Regions from separate parts of the Homo sapiens genome. Here region 1 is linked to region 2. Evidence: read pairs that join two places in POLR2A ChIA-PET (ENCODE). Cell type or tissue: HepG2. All regions are shown on one strand. Links, peaks and the distances in the headings refer to the core of each region. The heading gives the core; the rest is flanking DNA.

Region 1 (9,056 bases), core at 561-8,560, 140 kb after region 2:
AGTCTGTCTTCTGAGTCTTATGACTGGGGTCAGTGGCAGCTCCACAAGGGCACACGGCTTTTGCCTCATTTCAGAGGTGGCCTGGTGGGTGCGGGGAGCATGGTCCAGCAGAGTGAGCCCAGGCTTGTGCAGCCAAGTAGACCTGGGTTCAAAGCCACTTACAAGGTAGATGACCTTGGTCAGCTGACCTCACATCACCACGCTTCAGTTTTCTCATCTGTAAGATGGGGACAATTCTTACCTCATAGAGAAGTTGAGAGAATTAGATGACAGAGCATCATGAAATGTCATGAAAGCTCCTCCCTCACTGCCTGCCAGGAGTTAATGATTCTTGATGTGGGTTTGTTCCTTTTTGCTGTTCAGAATGTCTGTGACAGACCCAGCAATCTAACTTTTGGGTCTAAGGTTGAAGAAACCTTTGCACGTCCATGTTCACGGCAGCATTGTTCACAATAGCCAAGATGTGGAAATAATCCAAGTGTCTGTGAACAGATTAATGGATCAAGAAGATGTGTATACACACACGCGTACACACAAACGTGCACATACAACAAAATACTATTCAGCCTTTAAAAAGGAAATCTTGCCGTTCTGACAATGAGGATGAACCTGGAGGACATTATGCTAAATGAAATAAACCAGGCACAGAAAGGCAGACACTGTATGATCTCACTCATACATAGAATCTAAAAAAGTTGAACTCATAGAAGCAGAGAGTAGAATGGTGGTTACCAGCGCCTAGGGTGGGCGGGAGGGGATGTTGGGGAGATGTTGATCAAAGGGCACAACATTTCAGTTTGATAGGAAGAATAAGTTCAAGAGATTTATTGTACAACATGATAACTATAGTTAATAATGCTGTATTGGCTACTTGAAGTTTGCTAAGAGAGTAGATCTTAAAGTGCTCAGCACACACAACAAAAACATGGTAACTATGTGAGGGATAGATATGTTAGTTAGCTGGATTGTGATAATCATTTTACAATGTACAATGTACATCAAAACACCATGTCATAAACCCTAAATATACGTACTTCTATTTGTCAAAAAAGCGTTATTAATTTCTTTAAAAAAGAGAATGGTTATGACAGAATTGGATGTTCAGTTTACCTGTCTTTCTTTAACTAAGATGATCGGATGGCAGTAATAACTTCAATAATAGTTATAACCCCTATGTATAGTACTACATTGAATACACATTGCTTATGCTTATCATACAGGTATCCATCGCAACAGCCTGTGAAGTATGTGATATCATTATCCTCATTTTATAGATAAAGAAACTGAGGCACCTAGAGAAGACAAGTGGCTGCTGAGAAGGTATTTGGGCAGATTATGCCAGGGGAACTCCTTTCTAGCCAAGGAGAGGCCGTGGCTCGCTTGGGTCTGGGGGGCCTCTGTGCTTATGTAAATGGATGAGTGCTAATCGCTTTGCTAATGGGAAACACACAGGGAGATAGGATCTGCAGCAAAGCGGAAGGGCTTTCAGAAAATTAGAGCTGGGAAAAACCCCAAAGAAATCTGGGAAGATGATAAGGCAATGCCCAAGAACTCACAGCAGCGCTGTGGGAGGGTGGGCTCTGGGGCAGAGGGGAGCTCCTGAAGCATCAGCCAGTCCTGGAGACTCAAGTCCAAGGGAGGCAGGGCTGTGAGTAGTCATCCAGCTGCCTTGGGCCCAGAGCAGCTTGAAGAGCAGATTCCATCTCCTTGAGCCAGGCCCACTTGCTGGGCAGCCTCGCCCAGAATTCCTGGACAATTCCTCTTTGCTTTGCCCTATGCTGGGTTCTGGTATCACACAGCCACATCTAAACCCTGCGTCCCAGGAGAAGAGTTCAGCCAGAGTGAGTACCTCAGATCTAGAGCCAGATGATCTGGGTTCAAAATCTCATTTCTGTCACTTACTAGCTGTGTGATGTTGGGCAAGTTACTCAACCTCTCTGTGCTGCAGTTTTCTCGTCTGTAAACTGAAGATGTTATATGATAGCAATGATGCTGTAGTGATGATTAAGTTAATTAATCCATGTAGGTTGCTTAGAAGAGTAGCTGAGACATAACAAGAACTGGATACATGATAGATATTGGTGTTATTATTTTAAGAAGATTGTACAATTTGACCAAGCCCTTCTCTTGCTTAAATCCTTTCTGTAGCATCCTGTTGCCCTCAGGCTCAAATGCATCCTCAGTACTGTGGTCTACATATGGCCCTGCTCATGCTCCAGCTTCATTCCTCTCTGACCTCTACCTTTCAGCCACCCTCAGTGATCTGTGCTTTCCTGAGTGTCCCACTTTCTTTCCTCTGGGCCTTTGCATATGATGTTCCCTTGGCTTGGAATTCCTTCTTTCAAAGGGTACCCCTTGCCATGTGTTTGGCTATTCCTGAGGGAGCTTTATTTCTGAAGCCCAACAGATATCGATGCCTTCCTCTGGTCTTCCATGGCCTCATATGTCCCACTATTTCAGGATGTAGCACTGCGCTGCAATTGTTCAGGGCCTGTCCCTCTGCTTGGGTCACCTCTCCGAATCCAATGCCCAGAGCAGATCCTGACCCAGACGAGGCTTGATAAATGTTTGCTGAATGACTTTAGAGGGGGCAAAAATAAATATACCAAGCTGTCTGTCCTGAGGTCCCATCCAGCTTCTATAGAAGGTACAACACAAATCTAAGGACATGACAGCTTGACAGGCAGTGGAGGGTGGTGGTGATAAGAACAGGCTCTTGAGGCAAGCAGCATGGGGATTTGCAAGCTGTGTGATTTTGGACAAATTGCATAACCTATCTAAGCTTCAGTTTCTTCCCTGGTAAATGGGAAGAATAACAGACACTTGAGCATGAAATGAAAAAATGATGTAAAGCACTTTACACTACACAAGGCACATATCTGGCACATAGTAAAGGCCACTGGATGCTGACCATCTACTTCCTCATCACTGTGATGCATGCCCAAATCTGCTGACCACATGTGCTGCCTTCCCAGGCACTACCTCTGACCTGGAGGCAGCAGCCACTTGTGGGAACCTGGGTCCAGAGGTTGTCAACCATCTCTCTGGGTACGACCCTCAGCTTCTCGAGTCAGGCGCTGTGGCTCACGCCCGTAATCCCAGAAATTTGAGAGGCCAAGGTGGGTGGATTGCTTGAGCTCAGGAATTTGAGATCAGCCTGGGCAACATGGTGAAACCCTGTCGCTACAAAAAATACAAAAATTAGCCAGGCGTGGTGTTGTGCGCCTGTGGTCCCAGCTACTCAGGAGGCTGGGGTGAGAAGATGGCTTGAGCCTGGGAGGCAGAGGTTGCAGTGAGCCAAGATTGCGCCACTGCACTCCAGCTAGTGTGACAGAGCCAGATCCTGTCTCAGAAAAAAGAAACCTCAGCTTCTTGCAGTGTCGCAAGGAGAAGCTACTTGGAAATTCCGAGACAAACCTAGGTGGGTGATTGGTATCCTCCATCCACCTGTCCGCCCTTCAGGACCCAACTATTTCCAGAGATCGCTTCTGGGGTTTGGATTCTAAAGCTTGGTCCCATGGTTGTCGAATTTGTATGATTAAAGCCACATTGTGCATGGACAAATGCCAGCATTCATTCATTCATTCATTCACTTATTCATTCAACATTTTTTGAGCATTTGCTAAGTGCCTGGTATTGACGATACCAAGACTAATATAACACTGTGTGCCTGCCCTTAAATTGCTCACTATCTGGAGAAGCAGGCAGAGATGCACACAGACATTAAAGACCAAGTTGGAAGGGATTGTGAAGAGGCCGGGATGTAGACGTGGTAGCACCAACAGGGATACTCAACAGCCCCTGAGCCCTTTCTCTCTATCAGGTACAATGCTAAGGGGTCTTCATACCTACCTCCAGGGTTCTTGTAAGTGTATATATATATATATATATGTATATATACAGTCACTTTTAAATATATATAAACTATATAGATATAGTATATATATGTACTATAACTTTATATATAAAGTTATTTAGTTCTTACTTACAAGAACCTTGGCGGTAGGTATGAATGTGGTACTTAGCTGAATTAGTTTCCTATTGCTGTAACAAATTACTGTAAACTTAGCGGCTTTAAACAACCTAAATTTATCATCTTACAGTTTGGAGTTCAGAAGTCCAAAACAAGTTTCACTGGACTAAGGTCAAGGTGTTAGCTGGGCTGTTGCTTCTAGAGACTCTGAGGAATAATCTATTTTCTTACCTTGTTTAACTTCTAGGGGCCACCTGCATTCCTTGGCTTGTGGCCCCTGCATCTCTCCAATCTCTGCTTCTATCATCACATCTCCTGGTCTCACTGTGACCTTCCTGCCTCCCTCTTATAGGGACCCTTGTGATTACACTGGGCCCACCCTGATAATCCATGATAATCTCTCCATCTGAGATCCTTCATTTAATCACATCTGCAAAGTCCCTTTCACCATGTAAGGTAACATATTCACAGACTCTGAGGATGAGGATGTGGACATCTTGAGGGTGGGGAGCATTATTCGGCCTCCCACACCATCTTGCAGATGAGAAAACTAAGACTTACAAAGGTCAAGGAACTTGCCTAAAGTTCTACAGCCAGTAACTGGCAAGTCCCGCCCTCTTTGGATTTGAGCCTCCAGCTCTTAACCTCAAACAAGAAGACTGCTGGTGCAGGTGAACCTTGAACTAGGTTTTGAAGAATGAATCAGAGTTAAAAAAAGGTGTGTCCAGTGGAGGAATGGTGTATGCAAAAGCAAGCTGAGCACTGGGTGTGCTTTGGTACCATAAAATGCTCAGATTCGCTGGGGGTGCAGGGAGGTGAGACAAGACAGGTAGGCAGGGTCTGGATGGTGGAAAGCCGCCTAGAGCAGGCTACAATGTTTGCAGTTGAATTGAAAGATGTGAAAAACCATTGGAGGATTTCACCTGTATGTCCTGGGTAATCCCTTCCCCTTTCTGACCCTCAGTTTCCAGCTCCTCTGCCCTGATCTGCTTTTTCCCTCCCCACTGTCCCTTTGTCCCCTCCCTTCTCACCCCCTTGCTGCCAGGCCTGGTCCCATCCATCCCTGGGCAGGAATGAGGGCTGGGTGAACTGCCCCCTTCCCCCATCCCCAGGACAGCGACGGTTTCCAAATATCTGTCTGTTGAAATAATGTTCTCTGGGCACTGGGCCTCCCTCCCTCCCTCACATTCCTGGGCGAGCCGGCCTGTTTGGCTTGCTCGGACAAATATTGACTTTCTCTGTCCTTCTCACTCTGGGTCTGTTTAAAAGGCATCAATCTTTGCCGGGGTGTGAGCTCCCTCTCCGTAACCTGTGGCCTCTGCGGTCCTATTCGGGCAGGGAGTGGTAGGGGAGGGGCTCACAGGCTCTGGGGATACCCCTTTCTTGCTTGGCTGCACTATAGAGGCTTTTGGTGCAATGCTGTTCCTTGTCAGCTGCTTTCCACGCGGTCCTGCGTGGGGCCTAACAGCCCACTTATGGAGCCTCTACTTGAGGGTCAGGTCTATGCCCGTGGCATGTGCACTGAGACCTTCATACACATTTCTCTAGACTCCTCAATAACCAGGCAGGAAACCCTGCTGATTCTACCCTCAAACAATTATTCATCATCCAACCACTTCTCAGCCTCCACCGCTACCCTCCAGGTCCCAGACACCATCATCTCCTGGATCTGACTCCTGGATTATTAAGTTAACTTCCTAAATTCTGCCCCACTTCCCTTCAGTCTGTTGTCAATTTTGGAGCCAGAGGGATGGGTGAACATGTTGGTTAGCCTGGCTTAGACCCCCCAGCTCCCCTCCCCTCCTCTTGCTCCTCCTCTCTCCCTTTGGGCCTCAGGGTTTTTCCTCCCACCTGAAAAACTTTGCACGAAACTGTTCTCTCTGCCTGGAACGGTCTTCCCAGATCTGGTAGATTCCCTCCCTTACCTCTTAGTAAAATGTTTCTCTGGCCGGGCGTGGTGGCTCACGCGTGTAATCCCAGCACTTTGGGAGGCCGAGGCGGGTGAATCACGAGGTCAGGAGATCGAGACCATCCTGGCTAACATGGTGAAACCCCATCTCTACTAAAAAAAAACCAAAAAAAATTAGCCGGACGTGGTGGCAGGCGCCTGTAGTCCCAGCTACTCGGGAGGCTGAGGCAGGAGAATGGCGTGCACCTGGGAGGTGGAGCTTGCAGTGAGCCGAGATCGTGCCACTGCACTCCAGCCTGGGCAACTAAGCAAGACTCCGTCTCAAAAAAAAAAAAAAGTTTCTGCCAAAATGTCACCTTTTCAGTGAACCTTTCTTGGACAGCAGTTTTTGCATGGAACCCGCCTTGCCTGGTCCCATCACCTGGGTACCCCCTCTCCCCCGCTGCCTTGTCCTTCTCCTCAGCACTTCCTGCCATCTCACACTGTATCTTTTAATTGTGTGTTTTGTTTACTGTCTGTTTCTCTGGAGGGCAGGGCTTTTTGTCTGCTTCATTCACGGCTGCGTCCACACCTAGAGCAGCAGATGTGTGAATCCCCATTTCGTGGGTGAGAGTTAGTAGGGGTTATGGTGTAACAGCTTTTATTTATTACTCACTTTTTGAGTTTCTTCTATTTATCATTCACTTCACAGACTCTAGCTTGCCAGTGCTCGCAACAACCAATCCATAAGGTGGGCCTGGCTATGGTCACCCTTACATGGGCAAAGAAAACCAAGGCAGTGATGATGGTGTAGGGATTGGTCCTGGCTGGACTGCCACCCAAAGTCCCTCTTCCTGCCTCGCCAGCTGCACCCAAACTGGGTGCGCGTGTGCCACAAAAATGCCAGGATAGGGTGAGCTGGTGTCCAAGCCTGTGAACCTTCACCACCCCTCACCTCTTGGCCTCTCCATCTGTTGCCAGGACTTGCTGATGCATGAGCTCAGACTCATCTTGGCCGATCTTGTCCCAGAGCTTTTGGCCGGGCCTCTTCTCTTTCAGCTTCTCCTTGCTTCAAGTCTCTCTCTCTGCCTCTATCTCTATTCATTGCTCTCTGTCTGCTTCTGTCTCTCTGTCTCACTCTATCTCTTTCTCTCTCTCTGTCTCGGGATCATCCCACCCACACTGCTGCCCCATGCATTGCCCTAAGACCTCCCCTCCATCCTCTTTTGCCCTTTGCTCCGTGGGACCAGAGCTGATCTTCCTCCTGGATTTGAAAGCACTGTGTGATCTGGCTTCAGGAGACTCCCCATCCCCATCCTTCTCTCTCAATGCAGGCTGGCTCCACTGTTTCCCCCATCCACCCTATAGTCATTCCTACCTCTGACTTTGGGATGCCATCTCCTATTTTCTCAATCTAGCTAAATAACCCTCCCCTACCTTTCATGTTGAACAAATCAGAAGAACAGAACAATAAGAATCATACAACAAATACTCCTATGCACTTCATCTAGATCCACCAATCATTAACATATTTCCTCTCTCTCTTCTTTCCTTCCCTGCATCCCTCCTTCCTCCTCACCTCTCTCTCTTCATTTGTGAGTAACAGACCTCACCCCTCAAATTTCAGCATGCATCTCTTTAAAAAAGGACATTCTCCTCTATAACCACAATATAATTGTTGCCCTAAAATTTTAACTTTCATGCTATATACTATTATATAATACATGGCCTGTTTCCAAGTTTTCCCAATTTTGTAAATAATGTCCTCTAGAACATTTTGTTTTAGTTGTCATGTCTCTTTAGCTGCCATTAATCTCAAACAATTTCTCAGCCTCTTTTTGGGGTCATCTTTCATGATATGGACATTTTTGAAGAGTCTAGATTGGTTATTTAGCAAAATGTCCCTTGATTTAGACTTTTTGAGTGTTTCTTCATTACTAGTTTCAGGTTAAGCATTTTTGGCGGAAATACTCTCCTCCCTGTCTCCAGCCTCTCTCTCCCTGGGATGATCCCACCCACAGGCTGCCCCATGCTTCCTAAATCCTTCCGGGGCTTCTCCACCGAGGCCCAGCCCCACCTGCTGGGTCGGCAAGAAGTCCTGCTCTGGCACCCAGGGACTGGAATGGGAGGAGCTGGGGAGGCTGCCCTGTCCTGCTCATTGGGAAGATAAGAGGGGGTCCTTCATCTGGAGAGACTCTGGAAGCAATGGTTTGCTCTTCAGATGGTTTTTGGCAGCAGAAACTTCTGTTCAGACACATCTTACATGGAAAAGCAATGAAGACTGGCCCTTCTCTTATTGAAGGATGTGTGTGTGGATGCATATGTGTGTTCATGTTTGTGTTCACCGGCAAGTTTGTTCTTGAGCTTGAGTTCTGAAACTCTGGGTTCTCAGGTTCCCTCTCTGTTTCATCATGTCCTTTGGGTATTTTCATAGAACTCTTGGGCGGGGCGCGGTGGCTCATGCCTGTAATCCCAGCACTTTGCGAGGCTGAGGCAGGTGGATCATGAGGTCAGGAGTTCAAGACCAGCCTGACTAACATGGTGAAACCCCGTCTCTACTAAAAATACAAAAATTAGCCGGGTATGGTGATGCATGTCTGTAATCCCAGCTACTAGAAGCCTGAGGCAGGAGAATTGCTTGAACCCAGGAGGTGGATGTTGCAGTGAGCCGAGATCAAGTCACTGCACTCCAGCCTGGGCGACAGAGCAAGAAGAAAAAAAAGAACTCTTAGGGCCCCACTGATCCAAAGAAGCTGAACCCTACCAACATCCACGGGACTTACTGCATGCTGGCCTGGTGCTAGGACTGGGAAGGGATTGAGGGTGGGTAGTGCAGTGGCAAAGCACACTGGTTTTGTAGTCAGATAGATCTTACCCTGTTTATTTCTGCTGTATAGTTCTGAGTAAGTACTTCACCTCTCTAAGCCTCAGTTTTGTACTCTGTAAAATAGGGATAATAATAGTATCTACTTCTTTTGAAGTAGAAATGTGAAGATGAAATGTAATAATGCGCTTGAAGGCCTGGCACATAATAGACAGATGCCTCCATGTGGAGTGAGGAGAGGCGGGAGAGGCTTCCAAAGGATGGGATGCTGGACTGCCCCAGCTGGCAGGTGGAGGCTCAGGAGCAAATTGTCAGAACAGTTGTTTCTGACACACAGAGGCTTGTTAGTTTCTATCCAAGCCTGTCATTCT
Region 2 (9,056 bases), core at 449-8,448:
AAAATACAAAAATTAGCCTGGCGTGGTGGCGGGCGCCTGTAATCCCAGCTACTCCGAAGGCTGAGGCAGGAGAATCGCTTGAAACCGGAAGGCGGAGGTTGCGGTGAGCCCATATCGCGCCACTGCACACTAGCCTGGGCGAAAGAGTGAAACTCCGTCTCAAAAAAAAAAAAAAAAAAAAAATCATTTTAGGTGTCAAAGTGGAACTAGTCCAACTAAAAAAATACATAACATTTACATCCTCTTAAAAAAATTTTTTTTTGTTGGTTCTCTTTCTTTTGTTGTTTTTTTGTTTTTGTTTTTGTTTTTGTGACAGTCTCACTCCGTCACCAGGCTGGAGTGCGGTGGTGCGATCTCAGCACACTGCAACCTCCGCCTCCCAGGTTCAAGCGATTTTCCTGCCTCAGCCTCTGCATAGCTGGGATTACAGGCGTGCGCCACCACGCCTGGCTAATTTTTGTATTTTTGGTAGAGACAGGGTTTCACCATGTTGGCCAGGCTGATCTCGAACTCTTGACCTCGTGATCTGCCCGCCTCAGCCTCCCAAAGTGCTGGGATTATAGGCATGAGCCACCGTGCCTGGCCTTGTCACTTGTCTTTTAAAAAGTAAAGAGACTGGCTGCTGCACTCCAGCCTGGGCGACAGAGCGAGACTCCGTCTCAGAAATAAATAAATAAATAAATAAATGGCAAGTGAAAAGTGGGAGTGATTTCAAATTTTTGTTTAGTATATGTGATCTTTCTTAAATAGCATGATGGGGGAAGGGGCAAAGACTTTAGAGTCAAAGAGATATAGGTTCAAACCCTGACTCTGCCATTTACTGTTTCTCTAGGCCCAGAGATGTTGTTGCCTTTAGTTCCCTGTGAAAAGGGAAAACATAGAAATGGCTGTTTTGTATGGTATTTGTGAATATTAAATGAGGTAAAATATCTGGCACACAGAGACAGATGCAGATAGTTTTTTTCTCCACTTTAAACTTCTGATCTTATTACCTCTACTTTAAACTTCCTGATCTTATTATATTGGTTATTTTTATTGGTGGGTTTTGTTGTTGTTGTTTGTTTTGAGATCGAGTCTCTCTGTGTCACCCAGGCTGGAGTGCTGTGGTACCATCTTGGCCCACTCCAACCTCTGCCTCCTGGGCTCAAGCCATCCTCTCACCTCAGTCTCCCAAGTAGCTGGGATGACAGGTGTGCACTGCCACTCTCTGCTAACTTTTTTTCAGGTTTTTGTAGAAACCAGGGCTCACTATATTGCCCAGGCTGGTCTCGAACTCCCAGACTCAAGGGATCTTACTGCCTTGGCTTCTCAAAGTGTTGGCATTACAGGCATGAGCCGCCATGCCTGGCCTGGTTATTTTTATTGCAAAATAGTATTTTTCTTTTAAATTACTTTATGCGTGTTATATTTGAATGCATTTAAATACAGTATGCTGTTTCTGAATCATAATATGCCTTTAAAATATCTGTACCTAAATTAATAATACCCATACTACTACACTGGTTAAAAAATAATCTACACATTCAGGGCTGGGCGCAGTAGCTCACGCCTGTAATCCCAGCAGTTTGGGAGGCCCAGGCGGGTGGATCACGAGGTCAGGAGATTGAGACCATCCTGGCTAACAAGGTGAAACCCCATCTCTACTAAAAATACAAAAATTAGCCGGGCGTGGTGGCAGGCGCCTGTAGTCCCAGCTACTTGGGAGGCTGAGGCAGGAGAATGGCATGAACCGGGGAGGCGGAGCTTGCAGTGAGCCAAGATCACGCCACTGCAGTGCAGCCTGGGTGACATAGCGAGATTCCATCTCAAAAAAATAAAATAAATAAATAAATAAATACATAAATGAAATAATCTACACATTCTGCAATTATTCTTTATTCTGTTCAGTAATGGCAAATAATATTTTAAACTTGTTAATTATCAGTTACAAGATTCCATGATGAGATATGTTCTGTAATGTATTATATTATTAAGATTTCAACAATTATTTGACCTTAAACTGTTATCTTCTTTAATGAAAAGTATTCTCTTGAGTCTAGTTGCCATAAACTTTATTAAGCTGTCAATCAACTAATTCCAAATAGTTTATAATTTAGCAATTGCTATTCCCTAGCTGGCTAGACAGACACTGGAATATCTATTTTTTTTTTTTTTTTGAGACGAAGTGTCACGCTGTCGGCCAGGCTGGTGTGCAGTGGGGCAATCTTGGCTCGCTGCAGCCTCCATCTTCTGGATTCAAGCGATTCTCTGCCTCAGCCTCCCGAGTAGCTTGGACTACAGGTGCGCGCCACCATGCCCGGCTAATTTTTGTATTTTTAGTAGAGACGGGGTTTCACTATGTTGGCCAGGCTGGTCTCGAACTCCTGACCTCGTGATCCACCCACCTTGGCCTCCCAAAGTGCTGGGATTACAGGTGTGAGCCACTGTGCCCGGCCTGGAATATCTATTGTTAGTGAAGTCAGCGGTATGTTGTTTTTTTCCTTTGTGAATCTCTTTATTTTGACTCAATATTTTTTTATACAGGCAATTATAAACTAAATTCCAAAATAATGTAAGTTTTGGAGGTTTTTTTCCTGTAGGAAAAAAATTACATAAATCCACGGTAAATTCTCCAATTAATCTGGCTGAAGCTAATGCAGCTCACAGGGCACCTGAAATTGTTACTTTAGTATGTTGATTTCCAACTCAGGCTGCCAGAAGTACATATTTGAGTCCTAGCTACAGAATCTTCAGTTGACAGGAAGAGAAGAAAAAGAGAAAACCAAAAACCCTTAGGGATATCTTGCTCTCTAAGGCACTGAAATTAGTGAAGTGGGTATTGTTAGAGGGAAGCTGGTATTTTTTCTCTGGAGGTGAATTCTGCTCTGCAAATTGCTCCTGGAGACCTAGAGAAGGTAAAGGCAAATCTGATACAGTGTCTTCTGAGAGTGTTCTGTACTGGGAAGGAAAGATTGGAGGGAGGTTTTGGGATTGATTTTGCACATTTATTTGTACTGATGTTTTTCAGTTTTGTTTGCTTTTCTCCTTCCTTCCTTCCTTCCCTCCCTCCCTCCCTCTCTCCTTCCCTCCCTCCCTCTCTCCTTCCCTCCCTCCCTCTCTCCTTCCCTCCCTCCCTCCTTCCTGTTCTTTCTTTTTCTTCTTTTCTTTTTTTTTTACCAAATACCCAGACTTGGAGAATTTGTTTTATTTTCTAATTGTTTGTAAATCTGTATCCTCTAATACTGAATTTGTTTTTGAAAATGAGCTATTTTCTAAATCAGTGTGATACTTAGAGTTAAGTTTCCAGAATGGAATTATTGTGCAATAATTTAGTTATAAAATCATGATGGGAATACTGTGTCATTCTTGAATTTTTAAAATTAAGCTTTATTTATATTTGTTGTTTTGGCCCAAATGAAATTATGTCAATGTAACCTAAATTTATATTTGAAAATAACCACCATTTTACATGCATTAGTTGGAAGAAATATTTAAACCTCTCTTTTAAAGATTGTGAACATTTTGCTTACATAAACAAATTATGACTAAAGCTTATAACCATGCCAAATTGCTTTCTGTAGCACCCAGAAAACTTTTTTTTTTTTTTTTGAGAGAGGGTCTCACTCTGTTGCCCAGGCTGAAGTACAGTGGTGTGACCTCAGCTCACTGCAACCTCCGCCTCCTGGGTTCAAGAGATTCTCCTGCCTCAGCCTCCCAAGTAGCTGGGACTACAGACACATGCCACCATGAATGCCATGTTGGCCAGGCTGGTCTCGAACTTCTGACCTCAGGTGATCCACCTGCCTCAGCTTCCTAAAGTACTGAGATTACAGGCATGAGCCTTTGCGCCTGGCCTCACCCAAGAAGCATTTTATCATCTGTGTCAACTTCCTCCAGGGCCTGTGTGGGTAACTCTTACTTTGCCTGGCCATCCTACTTACTGCACTTAGAAAAAGTTTTGGATGATAATTGACTTTAAGCATATATAAATCAGAAACTTGATTTCATTTATCTTTGTGTCCCCAGTGTTGAACATTGTGCCTGACACATAGTAACTGCTTATTAAGCACTTATTGAATTATAAGTTGAATACGTTGGATTCATAGAGTTTATTGTTTGTCCTGAAGATGTAAAATTTTTAAAAATTCGATCCCCAGAGGGCGCTCCAGTGGCAGTTGGCTCTCCCATTTTAAGGACCAGAAGTGTTTGAATGTCTTCCTCTGATTTCTTTTTCTTTCTTCCTTTCCTTTTTTTTTTTTTTTTTTTTTTTTAAGACAGAGCCTTACTCTGTCGCCCAGACGGGAGTGCAGTGGCATGATCTCGGCTCACCGCAGCCTCCGCTTCCCGGGTTCAAGCGATTCTCCTCCCTCAGCCTCCTGAGTAGCTGCAATTACAGGCACCCACCACAACGCGTGGCTAATTTTTGTATTTTTAGTAGAGATGGGGTTTCACCATAATGGCCAGGCTGGTCTCAAACTCCTGACTTCAGGTGATCCGCCTGCCTCAGCCTCCCAAAGTGCTGGAATTACAAGCGTGAGCCACCGCATCCGGCTGCCCTCTTCCCTCCCCTCCCCTTCCCTTCCCTCCCCTCCCCTCCCCTCCCCTCCCCTTTCCCTTTCTTTCCTATTTATTTATTTATTTATTTGAGATGAGCTCTCCCTCTGTTGCCCAGGCTGCAGTGCAGTGGCACAATCGTGGCTCATTCTCACTGCAGCCTCCACCTCCCAGGCTCAACTGATCTTTCCACCTCAGCCTCCCAAGTTGCTAGGTCTACAGGTGCATGCCACCATGCCCAGCTAATTTTTTTTATTTTGTAGAAATGGGGTCTCCCCAGAGCAAGACTCCGTCTCAAAAAAAAAAAAAAGAGAAATGGGGTCTCCCTATGTTGCACAGGCTAGTCTCAAACTCCTGGATTCAAACGATCCTCCCACCTCAGTCTCCAAAGTGCTGGGATTGCATCGTAAGCCAGCGTACCCAGCCTGTCTTCCTCAGATTTCTCATGTAACACTTTTGTTTACTCTCAATGAATGAATCAATGATATGGTTGTGAAAATCTGCTGAGCAGATTTCCAAGCTCCTCATTACAAATTCTCAAACAGAGCAGCATTCAGAAGAAACTAGATAGGAAAATCCACTGGATATTAAGGTCCAGTGTTTAAGAATATGCTTCTTTCCTTCTGGTGGAATAATAATTTTTTTTTTTTCGAGGCAGAGTTTGAGTTGCCCAGGCTAGAGTGCAGTGGCACGATCTTGGCTCACCACAACCTCTGCCTCCTGGGTTCAAGCGATTCTCCTGCCTCAGCCTCCTGAGTAGTTGGGATTACAGGCATGCGCCACCATGCCCGGCTAATTTTGTATTTTTAGTAGAGACGGGGTTTCTCCATGTTGGTCAGGCTGGTCTCGGACTCCTGACCTCAGGTGATCCGCCCGCCTCAGCCTCCCAAAGTGTTGGGATTACAGGTATGATCTACCATGCCTGGCAAATTTTTTCTTTTTTAAGAAAGTTTACATTATCTGGTCCACAGGATACTTGACTCTTCAGAAGCACCACTGTTTGATTAAGGGTGCTTATGACATGGGATTTTTGTTAAGAACTTGGAGGAGGGGAGATCTTCAGATTATTTACTGCCCTTAATTTTGAAAACTTTCATTTTTTGCCTTTCCATTTTAAGTTATAAGAGTAACACATGCCCATAGGGAAAATGTTACATCTTTTCTAATCCTGAGATCACCAGTAGTAACTGCTTGTTATGAACTGCTTTCCCATCTCTTTCTCAATGTTCTTGTGAACAAAAATGCAAATATTTATATTTTTTACCTTCAAGTGAGATTAGTGTATTTTTTGCTGACTGTATCATAGATATCCTTTCAGTTCTTTACCTATAGATTTAATTCATTTGTGTTTTTTTGTTTGTTTGTTTGTTTTGAGACAGAGACTCACTCAGTCTGTCACCCCCAGGCTAGAGAACCTTGGCACTCTCTTGTCTCACTGCAGCCTCTGCCTTCCAGGTTCAAGAGATTCTCCTGCCTCAGCCTCCCAAGTAGCTGAGATTACAGGTGTGTGCTACCACGCCTGGCTAATTTTTGTGTTTTTAGCAGAGACAGTGTTTCATTAGGTATTTCTTTATAGCAGTGTGAGAATGGACTAATAGAGTCTACTTTAAGATTTTTATTTTTATTTTTTATTATTTATTTATTTATTTGGACAGAGTCTTGCTCTGTCGCCCAGGTTGGAGTGCAATGGTGTGATCTCGGCTCACTGCAACCTTTGCCTCCCAGGTTCAAGCGATTCTCATGTCTCAGCCTCCCGAGTAGCTGGGATTACGCCCAGCTAATTTTTTAGTATTTTTAGTAGAGACAGTTTCACCGTGTTAGCCAGGATGGTCTCGCTCTCCTGACCTCATGATCCACCCACCTCAGTCTCCCAAAGTGCTGGGATTACAGGTGTGAACCACTGATCCTGGCCAATTTTTATTTTTTGGGGACAGGGTCTTGCTCAGTCCCCCAGGCTGGAGTATAGTGGCTCTATCACTGCTCACTGCAGCCACTTGGCTCAAGCGATCCTCCTGCCTTATCCTTCAGAGTAGCTGGGACTACAGGCTCACACCACCAGGCCTGGCTAATTATTTTTTATTTTATTTTTTTGAGATGGAGTCTTGCTCTGCCACCCAGGCTAGAGTGCAGTGGGGTGATCTCGGCTCACTGCAACCTCCGCCTCCTGGGTTCAGGCAATTCTCTTGCCTCAGCCTCCCGAGTAGCTGGGATTACAGGTGCCTGCCACCACACCTGGCTAATTTTTGTATTTTTAGTAGAGACAGGGTTTCACCATGTTGGCCAGGCTGGTCTTGAATTCTTGACCTCAGGTGATCTGCCCGCCTCGGCCTCCCAATTAGCCAGGCCTGGCTAATTATTTTTTGTAAAGACAAGGTCTCACTGTGTTGCCCAGGCTGGTACTCACTCGACTGCTTCAAATGCTAATCTCTTCCGGAAATACCCTCACAGATGATAATGTTTACCAGCTATCTGGGTATCCCTTAATCCAGTCAAGTTGACACCAAAAATTAACCATCACAAACATTATTATATTTCTATCAAAAGTATATGAATATCATCTTGGAAGATTATTTTAATTTTTACAAATTTGTTAATCTATTTTCTGAGATTTTTGAGAATCTTTTCCTTTTTCTCTTTTTTCTTTTTTTTTTTTTTTTTTGAGACAGGGTCTCACTCTGTTGCCCAGCCTGGAGTGCAATGGTGCCATCTCAGCTCACTGCAGCTTCTGCCTCCCGGGTTCAAGAAATTCTCCTGCCTCAGCCTCCCAAGTAGCTGGGATTACAGGCACTTGCCACCATGCCCAGCTAATTTTTGTATTTTTAGTAGAGATGGGGTTTCACCATGTTGGCCAGGTTGGTCTCAAACTCCTGGCTTTGTGATTCACCCGCCTCAGCCTCCCAAAGTGCTAGGATTACAGGCATAAGCCACTGCGCCCGGCAATTCTTTTTTTAAAGTGAAATGGCATAATTAACCATTTGTATTTTTTTTTTTTTTTTGAAACGGAATCTTGCTCTGTCGCCCAGGCTAGAGTGCAATGGCGTGATCTCTGCTCACTGCAACCTCCGCCTCCCGGATTCAAGCAATTCTTGTGCCTCCACTTCCCGAGTAGCTGAGAATACAGGCACATGCCACCACACCCAGTTAATTTTTGTATTTTTAGTAGAGATGAGGTTTCACCATGTTGGTCAGGCTGGTCTTGAACTCCAGACCTCAAGTGATCCACCTGCCTTGGCCTCCCAAAGTGCTGGGATTACAGGCATGAGCCACAATGCCCGGCCCTCTGTGTATTTTTAAAAAATATTTTCCTGGCCGGGCGCAGTGGCTCACACCTGTAATCCCAGCATTTTGGGAGCCAAGGCGGGTGGATCAGGAGGCTGTAATCCCAGCTACTCCGGAGGCTGAGGTAGGAGAATCGCTTGAACCTGGGAGGAGGACGTCGTAGTGAGCCAAGACCACACCATTGCACTCCAGCCTGGGCAACAGAGTGAGACTCCGTCTCAAAAAAAAAAAAGTCTCAAAAAAACCCACAAAACTTCCCTGTACTTGTCATTTATTCAGAAAACATTTTTTGAGAGCCAGGCACTGTGATATTGGTTGTTGAGTTGAGTCAGAAGACGCAGATTGGCCAGTTGCAGTGGCTCATGCCTGTAATCCCAGCACTTTGGGAAGCCAGGGTGCAAGAATTACTTGAGCCAAGGAGTTCAAGACCAGCCTGGGAAACATCAAAAGCCCATCCCTGCATGGTGGCGGGCGCCTGTAGTCCAGCTACTCAGGAGGCTGAGGCAGGAGCATGGCGTGAACCCAGGAGGCGGAGCTTGCGGTGAGCCGAGATCGCGCCACTGCACTCCAGCCTGGATGACAGAGAGAGACTCCGTCTCAAAAAAAAAAAAAAGCCCATCTCTACAAAAAATTAGCTGGGCCTGGTGGTGCGTGCCTGTGGTCCCAGTTACTTGAGAGGCTGAGGTGAGAGAATCACCTGAGAAAGAGAATTCAAGGCTGCAATAAGACATGATCACGCCACTGCGCTTCAGCCTGTGCAACAGAGCAAGACCATGTCTTAAAAAAAAAAAAAAGACGACAGACCCTGCTGCCAAAAGTTTACAATGTAGTGAGGAAACAAGGAAATTAATTGGTGATGACTACAGGATAGAATGATAAATCCTATGATATAAATATACCAAATATCCCATTTAGGGACGTTTAGGGAAGGGACATCTAAATGTCAATTTAATGAGTCAGGGAGGGCTTCCCAGAGGAGGTGATGTGTATGAGCTCAATTTTGAAGGACAGTGGGAAAGAAGCAGTTGGGAGATGGAAAAACGCTTAGAGCAGTTATCCTTGTATAGGGTTACTGAAGGATTCAATTCTGAGTAAAGTGTGAGAGGGTAAACCGACATACGTGAGGCTGACTCAAAAAACACTCCCTTGAATGCAAACAGATATGAAAGAACTTTGCAGGTATTAAAGTTCAACTGTAAATTATTATTATTTTTTCTTTTTTTTTTTTTGAGATGGAGTCTCAC

Evidence for each region. Peaks named below come from ENCODE experiments on the same cell type or tissue, not always from the same donor. Only the 100,000 strongest peaks of a DNase experiment are listed, where the experiment ranks them.
Region 1: POLR2A ChIA-PET joins it to region 2 with 8 read pairs; 2 of 35 experiments call an interaction of 5 or more read pairs at or near these places.

Annotation. Positions count from the first base shown.
Region 1 is chr1:47,473,073-47,482,128 of GRCh38, forward strand. No RefSeq gene overlaps it. Among named protein-coding and RNA genes, the nearest start is that of FOXD2, 40 kb to the left of the region's middle. In HepG2, for the core only: no CTCF peak of the experiment used is centred there; DNase peaks (open chromatin) are centred at 4,649 and 5,219; H3K27me3 peaks cover 6,518 bases.
Region 2 is chr1:47,335,476-47,344,531 of GRCh38, forward strand. The region is part of intron 1 of CMPK1 (cytidine/uridine monophosphate kinase 1); the gene reads left to right. Among named protein-coding and RNA genes, the nearest start is that of CMPK1, 6.2 kb to the left of the region's middle. In HepG2, for the core only: a CTCF peak has its summit at 4,162 (motif pointing right); no DNase peak of the experiment used is centred there.